2 separate regions of the Homo sapiens genome follow, and region 2 is linked to region 1. Evidence: chromatin loops called from intact Hi-C (ENCODE). Cell type or tissue: tibial artery. All regions are shown on one strand. Links, peaks and the distances in the headings refer to the core of each region. The heading gives the core; the rest is flanking DNA. Region 1 overlaps KIF16B (kinesin family member 16B). Region 2 has its middle 510 kb from the start of KIF16B.

Region 1 (4,390 bases), core at 309-4,308:
GTCAGTACTTTCTATCTTTAGAATGGCGATAACTAACTATAAACAATATGTGTGATTATCTGAGGTCAGAAGCATCAAATGCCCAAAGAGTTGCTGGTAAGGAAGCTGGTAACCCATGGCTGAAAGAAATGTCTCCTCCTTCATCTAAAATCTAGGAGAAATCGATGACCATAAATAAAATTATCCCCCAGATCTACTCCTAGGTTCAACGTTTGTACCAAGAAGAGGTCAAGATTAACTGCATTTAGGCCAGGCACCATGGCTCACACCTATAATCTCAGCAGTTTGGGAGGCTGAGGTGGGTGGATCACAGGGTCAGGAGATTGAGATCATCTTGGCTAACACGGTGAAACCCCATCTCTACTAAAAATACAAAAAATTAGCTGGGCGTGGTGGTGGGTGCCTGTATTCCCAGCTACTTGGGAGGCTGAGGCAGGAGAATGGCATGAATCCGGAGGCGGAGCTTGCAGTGAGCCAAGATCGCGCCACTGCACTCCAGCCTGGGTGACAGATCGAGACTCCATCTCAAAAAAAAAAAGATTAACTGCATTTAAACGAGAGAGGCCACAAAAAATGTTGTCTCTCCCATGCTTTGTCTGTAGGTTTTCCAGAAACCAGAGGATTCAGTGCCCTGGACAACAGGAATCCAGAGGACCGCAGGAAACTTGTTCCACAAACCTGACCCGCCTACAAGCCTGCTGAGCAACAGCCCCAGTTACGAGAGCTGCTTCCGAATCCATTACACTCCCAATACACATCTTCTCCACAAAATGGAAAACTGCAGGCAGCCAGAGAAAAAAATCTTTTATAGGTTGCCATAATGTTCTGGAGACAAAAAGTTCAGTGGATTGATTCTATTATAAAACAGATATAAGCTGGTTGAAAGCATGCCTCCCCATGAAATTTAAACTCAGAACATCTTAAGCCGGAAAAGAATCCCAATTTCATTTTACTATATTTCTTGTTAGTCAAAACATTTTGAAAGGGTTACAAGTTATCTTTCATCATTGTGCTATCCACCCCTGCCATGGCCCTGTAGTATCCTGCCTCTCCTACTCCCCCAGAGAAGGAATATCAAGACGCCAGCTCAATTTAAACTTCAGTCATTTACATTAGGATCCCATCATCACATGGATTCAAATATGCTCCATCCTCCAAATTCAGTTTTCGACAAACATTAATTGTTAAGTGTGTAAGACACCAAATAATTCCACATAATTAAAGTCTAAATAAAACAACTTCAATCCAACTTATACAAATTGCTCACTTTCCAAGGAAAAGCCTCTCCAGCTAGGCATCTGCATGTGAGCGCCTGCTTCTCCTCTCCCACCCGCTGCCACACCACAGTCAAAAGCCCTGTGCAGGCAATGAAAACACCAAAGCCAGCCGGACATTGGAGCCATCAAAGGATACGTTTTCAGCAAAAACAAAAGGGACCTTATTGATTAAAAAATGAGAAGAATAACCAATGCTGGAAGGATTCAAACAGCACCCTCAGGGCTGCGAGGACCACTTTGCAGCTCTGCTCTGGACAGACACTCACAGAGGCAGCTCTCCCTTCTGCCGCACCATCTGTCAAAGGGCTGCCAGCTTGGCGCTGCAGTCCAAACTGTCTGTGCGTTATTTTGAAGCACAGAGCTCAAGGAGTTATTTGGAAGCCAGATGACATACCTTGAGCATTTTTCTTTAATTGTTCATAAAACGCTGGAACAGAGAAACCAAAACGTATGCAGGACAGATAAACCCAAAAGGGCATAAAGACTGGGGTGGGGAAGGAGAACACAGGAATGGAGAAAAAACTGGGGATTCCTCCTCTTAAAGGATCACTTCAAAAAAATCATTAGCAATAAAACATAGGGGACTTGTAAAAGCCAAGCCTACAGGTACACAGGGCAGGGGGATTGAGTAGTCACTTTGTAAACCACTTCAAACACCAGGCAGTCAGCACAATATTGTAGCCACGCAAAAGGGAAACCGATATGAAGGGTCTCAAGAATCCATTGATGTCAAGGCTGGATTTATCACAACACTAACTTCCCAGTTCCAAGAGAATCACTGCAGTTTGAGATAAATTTAGCCAGGATGAAAATCACACTGAGGCAGCATTCTAACAAAGAGACCAGAAAAACCCAAGAAGAGAGCTTCCTATGTGAATGGAGCAGATTCTGAAGTGCTGGCAGTGCAGTCCAGAGCCTGCATGTGGAACACACTTGGGTATCAAATGTATCAGACAAAGCCTAACCACGAAACAGAAACTGTTTCAGTATTTAAATCCAAGGGACTTTAATACAAAGAATTGGTTACTTAGCTGAAGGAACAGCTGGAAAGCCATTAGGAACAGTAAGGCCACCCACAAACTGGCAACAGCAGAGACCAGCATCACCCTAGGCAGGAGGGGCAAAGGCATGAGGGAGTATTTCCCGAGGGCAAGGCTATGTCACCTGGCAGAACTGCTACCACAATGGGCTGGTCCTTGCTGCAGGAGCTGGGGCCTTGGAGAAGAGGTACCTGCTGCTGGGGATGCTAGGCGAGGCTGAAGGGGGAGGGCCTGGTTTCTCTCTCCAATCTCCACAGGGATCCAGGAGCCCAGAAAAGGGCGGCCCACAGGGGTCAGCCCACGAGACAGGGCAGAACAGGAGAAGGAGAAGAACAGATATGAGGACAAGGAAGCCTAAGACTACTCTGCATTTCCTCAGTGTGTCTAAATCAACACTGTCACCCCAGCACTTTGGGAGGCCAAGGCAGGAGAATTGCTTGAGCCCAGGAATTCAAGACCAGCCTGGCCAATGTGGTAAAACCCCATCTTTATAAAAAATACAAAACTTAGTCAGGCATGGTGGCACATGCCTGTAATCCCAGCTACCTGGGAGGCTGAGGTGGGAGGATCACTTTAGCCCAGGAAGTTGAGACTGCAGTGAGCCAAGATCGCACCACTGCACTCCAGCCTGGGTGACAGAGTAAAATCCTGTCTCAAAAAAAAAAAAAAAATTCAGCACTCAAACTTGAAGGTACAGACCCGTCCCCTGGGGATCTTATAAAATACGGATTCTGATCCAGGAGGTCTGGAGCTGGGCTTGAGGGCCTGCGTTTCTAACCAGCTCCCCGGTGATGTTGATGCTGCTATCCATGCTATGCTCTAAACAGCAAGGATCTAACGGATCCAAATGAAGGACTGAGCTGTACTTCAGCCATATTCCCTCCGAGAATAAAAATGCACAATCATACAAGAGCCTTTCTAGTGGGAATGAGAAAGTAAGAAGAAAAACATAGCGAAGAGCATCACTGGGACAGGACCGCCGCCTGCACAACACTCCCTGTCACTCTGCCCACTAGGTCATCAGATTTGTATGGCTCAGGGCTGTTGTTATAGGCTGGATTACGACACCCTAAAATTCATGTTGAAGCCTTAACCCCTAGTACCTCAGAATGTGACCGTATTTGGAGACAGAGCCTTTCATTAAGTTAAAATTAATTAATTAAGGGGATTAAAATGAGGTTATTAGGATGGGTCCTAATCCAATCTGACTGGTGTCCTTATAAGAAGAGGGCATGGTGGCTCACGCCTGCAACACTTTGGAGGCTGAGGCAGGTGGATCACCTGAGATCAGGAGTTCGAGAACAGCCTGGACAACATGGTGAAACCCCATCTCTACTAAAAAGACAAAAAATAGCCAGGCATGGTGGTGGACACCTGTAATCCCAGCTACTCAGGAGGCTGAGGTATGAGAATCGCTTGAAACTGGGAGGTAGAGGTTGCAGTGAGCCGAAATCACACCATTGCACTCCAGCCTGGGCAACAAAAGCACAACTCCATCTCAAAAATAAAATTTAGAAAAACACACAAAAAAGAAGAGGAACCTAGGATACACACAGGGAGACCAAGTTGCAGGCACAAAAAACAAGGCCATATGAAGACACAGACAAGAGAGGACCATCTGCAAGCCAAGGATGGGGGCCTCAGGAGAAGTTAATCTGCCAGCACCTTGATCTTGGACTTCCAGCCTCCAGAATTGTGAGCAAATAAAAGTCTGTTTTTTAAGCCATCCAGTCTGTGGTATTTTGTTTTGGCAGCCCTAGCAGATTAATACAAAGGTTTTTATTTTTGTTTCTTGATACTAACCTAATCCCATACATTCTCACCGCATGCCTGCTCTGTGAGAAGCAGAGTGCTAGGAGCTGGCTCGCGGAATGATAATGAGACAGTCCTTGGCCAGATCCTGCTCCTGTTTTTCTGTGTGTAAGAGTTGGCAGAAAGAGGAAGAAACCAATACCACCTAACTCAGAGGACAAAGAATCCTGTGGCAGAAGCAAAACCAAATACTGCAGAAGCACAAAGGAAAAGAAAATTCATCCTAACTGGGAAGTAGGGGAGAAGAGGAGTGATCGGGGG
Region 2 (4,390 bases), core at 135-4,134, 430 kb before region 1:
GTCATAACTCAGTCAACTGGCCCAACTTGATCTCCTGGAAAATGCAGTTTGCCCAAGCACCTAGGAAAACACATATGTTTGGTTATTACCTAGCATTGCGTCTACCTTCCCTCCTTTGAGTCATAGCTGTGGGCTGTGGACCAGCCCTCAATTTTCATTCCCCAAGACCATGTCAGCCACAGTGGCTTAGGGAAGAAGTACCACCTGGATATCTTAGATGCTCGTAGCAATCTCACACTGGGCAAAGAGCTTAATAGTAGAGTGGAAAAACCTGAATGGTGCTGTATGTTGCCTCGGACAGAAAGTTGAGGATGTAGTAAGATAAGCTTTTGCCTGGCCTTGTTGTCCTAGAACTGACTTTTTATTTGTTCTTAAGAACACCAAAAGAAAACATGGTCCAGGGGAGGTGTGTGTGTCTAATTTTTCTAAGTCCTAAAATGTGCAGATTTTGAACTTCAAAAGTCTTTCCCTGTCCAGAGATAGGCAAATGTTCCACCAGATATTCACCTATATTTTCCTTTATTGTTTAGAAATTCTTTGTGTTTGGGTGTGTGATTCCATTTTTTACACCTATATCTTTAAGGCACTTTGAATTTATTTCAGTAGTTGATATTTAGAAGGGAATGACTTGGTTGAGTAGCTTTAAAACTAATCCTAGCACCGGCTGGGTGCAGTGGCTCACACCTGTAATCCTAGCAATTTGGGAGGCCGAGATGGGCGGATCACCTGAGGTCAGGAGTTCAAGATCGGCCTGACCAATATGGTGAAACCCCATCTCTACTAAAAATACAAAAAATTATCCAGGTGTGGTGGCTCATGCCTGTAGTCCCAGCTACTCAGGAGGCTAAGGCAGGAGAATCATTTGAACCTAGGAGGTGGAGGTTGCAATGAGCAGAGATCACACCACTGTACTCCAGCCTGGGCCACAGAGCAAGACTTCTCAAAAAAAAAAAAAAAAAAAAAAAAAACCAACCAAACAAACAAAAAACTAGTTCTAGCACTAATTATGAAATAATACATCCAGATCTTTTTGCTCCAAGTTTATTTCTTTAACTTATACTTATTTTACATTTATACAAGGATCTATTTTCTTGGCAACATCTTCCTTTGGTTTCTCTAGTGCTATTCTGTTTTAATTAGTGTAATTTTAGAATATGTGCTGATGTTTATTAAGGCAAACTCAATACCTACTCTTCTTTGCTTTCAAATGTTCTTGGCTATCACTTATTGTTTAGTGGTCCAGACAAATCTTAAATTAACCTAATCACCTTTCCCTCCTACAGTCCCCGTTTTCTAATTCTCCCTCTCTCAGTATCCTCAGAAAAATGAATAAACCAGTCAGTTTAGCCAGCCCATGCTTAGTTTAAAGTGGGATGGCATCTGTTATAAATGCAGCTTCCTGAGATGTTCCAGAGAACAACATTTCTGTTCATCTCTGGTCTACTGACAAGGCTGGGCTGTGGTATGAATAATGATTGGTTTCTGAATATTCTGTTACAAAGCCTTTTCCTGACTGTCTTGGCCTCTGGTCTCATCAATCTCGTCTAAGCCGTTTGGTTCTGCATAGTGAGTCAGGAGGCAAAAGCTAGGTAAATATCACTGTGTCTTGAGTGATCACCCTCTTTAAGTAACCATCCGCTTTGTAAACAAATGCTGAAGGACTCAGCCGAGCTGGTCTACAGGACTCTCAATCTGCAGGCACGGGAATACAGCATTTGGTTACACAGGGCATAGATCTCGGTTATTCTTGAAGAAAACTGAAACAAGTTCAGCCTAGACTCGTTAGCAGCCTGGCCTTGCAAAGACTTACACACTGCAACCTCAGAGATGCTGAGCCTCTTTAAATGATCCAGGCCAGGGGGTAAAAAGTACTGTTTTTTTTTTTTTTTTAGTTTTTGGTGAACAGAAAGCATCATAATTATAGACAGAGAATGTATAAATAGCTAATGTGAAATAGCTCTTTTCATTGTTTAAATAGCTTCATATATAATTCATTTAATCTTAACAAAAATGATGTAGGTACTATGATTATCCCACTATACAGATAAGCAAACTGAGACACCAAGAGACAAAGTAATTTGCAACAAGCCCACCCAGCCAGTAAGCAGCAGGGATGTCATTTGAACAGGAAGTTTGGAGCCAAAGATTACTATCCTAACCACTATACTAAAGGCTCTCAAACTTGGGTCAGCATCAGAATCACCTAGAGGCCTTGATCAATCACAGATCCTGGACCCCAACCTAGAGTTTCTCATTCAGGAGGTCATGGGTAAAAAGCTGGGATTTTGCACTTCTAACAACTTCCAGGTGCTGCCACTTCTGCTGCTGCCCAGGGACCACACTGCGAACCACTGAAATGGTTGGCAGGTGTGGTCCCATGAAGGCGAAGCAGGATGAACAGACCGGGACAATGACTAAGCCCTGCAGCTAACTCTCAGTCTCTAAAATCAGAATATCTGTATTCTCCTAGTCCCTAAAGCAACCCAAAGCTGGCATTGCCTGCATGGTGCCAGCTTCCTCTTATTTCCATTAGGTTTATAGGCAGCTATCAAAATAGGAGACAGTATTAAGACCACTGGCTGCAGCATCAAAACATCTGGGTTTAAATCTCAGCTCCATAGTTTACCAGCTGACTTAACCTCTCCAAGACTCTGCTGTCACATCTCTAAAATACTGATGATCATTATTTATCACTTACGATTTTAATAAAGGTAAATTTTATACACACACACATTGCTTAGCATACAGAAAAAATGATGGTTAATTATTTTTATGAGAAAGAGGTATCTGATTCCCTTCCTTCCTCTCAAATACCAGCAGAGGTATTTATCTTTGAGAAGGCACTGCAGAAAGACTTGTCAGGGTCACGTGGGGCACTCAAACTTTCTTTACAGCTATAACTGTGACAAGGATAAAAGAGAAAATACACATACTTGACAACCTGCTCCCACCCGATCCTCATCTCTGAGGCCATTTTACTGTGTGCAGAAGAAACAGAGGAATTGGAAAAATGGGAAGTCCCCAAAGGAGGCGTGCAATTAACACAAAGGGAAGCCGGGCAACTGGTAAAAAAGAGAGATCACTTGAAATCATTTTAGTCAGCGTTATGAATGAAATATCCTCTCCAGCAATTATTGAACTTTAAAAAATTCCTTCTAGCTACAATTTCTTTCATTTATTTAACAAATATATATTGAGTCCCTGTTTTGTATCAGCCACTCCCCTGGGTTCTGGAGATGTAGGGATAAACAAAACAGGCTGATTCCCTCCACATGGAGCAGGGGAGGGTGATGTGAGGATGTAGGGGAGGAATTGAGCCAGACCAGGGGGTAAAGACCTGAAAGAAACGGGGATATAGCAGCATGGTCTCCTGAAAGAGGAGCATCTGGCAGTGGCAACTGCAAGAGCAAATACCTGGAGGCTGACTCGTGCCCACTTCCCAGAACTGCCGGGTGAGTGAGTGGGAAGTGGTGAGGACAGAGGGGTAGAGCAGAGACCACCTCCCATCATGGAAAGCCTTGTAGGAAGATAGGTTGCCACTCACAGGATTTTAAACGGAGGAGAAAAATGATCCAACTTTGAAAGTGACTCCATGTCAGTGTTGCATGAGGGAGCTGGGCTGACATTAATTGAGGTCTCTAATTTGGGACCTGGATATAGAGGTGGAAAGAGAGAAAAAGAGAATAAAAAACAGAGGTGCAGGAAAAAGACCTGGGGAGGGACCAAACCCGAGATGAATCCAGGTTCTGTCGACCGTTACTCTCTTCTCCAGCCTCTACCACAGTTTTCACATGACCCTAAAGGGTAATTTGCTAAGTATAATGGCCTCGTCCCCACTACATTGGATCAGAGTCCTCAATCTTAACTGCACATTACAATCATCCAGGGAGTTTTCGATTCTATTCTGCCCAAAAGCAAATTAAAGGACATTCTACAAAATCAACGACCAGTACTCTTACAAGGTGTCAAAGTCATGAAAGACAAAGATTGCAGAACTGTCCCAGATTAAAGGAGGAGAACAAGACAGGACAACTAAATGCAATGTGAGATGCTGGCAAAAAGCATGAGTGCAGCAATTGGCAAAATCTGAATAAGCTCTGTGGAACACGTCACTACATGCAATGTGGTTTTTTATTTTGATTATAGAACTGTGGCTATGCACATTATGAACACATGGGAAAGCTGGGTGAAGGATGCATAGTAATTCTTTGTACTCCTTTGTATCTTTTCTGAAAGTCTAAATTATTTCACAATAAAATGTGAAAAAAATACCACTGCTCAGGCCACACTCCAGACCCAATACATCAAGAGATTGAGGTCTGAGGTACAGGCACTTTTAAAAAGCTCTCTAGATGATTCTGAAGTGCAACCATGTTTGAAAATCACCATC

What was found. Hi-C counts contacts between places; a loop is a spot of excess contacts. Peaks named below come from ENCODE experiments on the same cell type or tissue, not always from the same donor. Only the 100,000 strongest peaks of a DNase experiment are listed, where the experiment ranks them.
Region 2: it touches region 1 in a loop (6-fold over the local background); 1 of 110 quality-filtered maps calls a loop at or near these places.

What each region holds. Positions count from the first base shown.
Region 1 is chr20:16,486,725-16,491,114 of GRCh38, forward strand. The region is part of intron 12 of KIF16B (kinesin family member 16B); the gene reads right to left. Among named protein-coding and RNA genes, the nearest start is that of KIF16B, 85 kb to the right of the region's middle. In tibial artery, for the core only: no CTCF peak of the experiment used is centred there; a DNase peak (open chromatin) is centred at 2,551.
Region 2 is chr20:16,059,968-16,064,357 of GRCh38, forward strand. No RefSeq gene overlaps it. Among named protein-coding and RNA genes, the nearest start is that of KIF16B, 510 kb to the right of the region's middle. In tibial artery, for the core only: no CTCF peak of the experiment used is centred there; no DNase peak of the experiment used is centred there.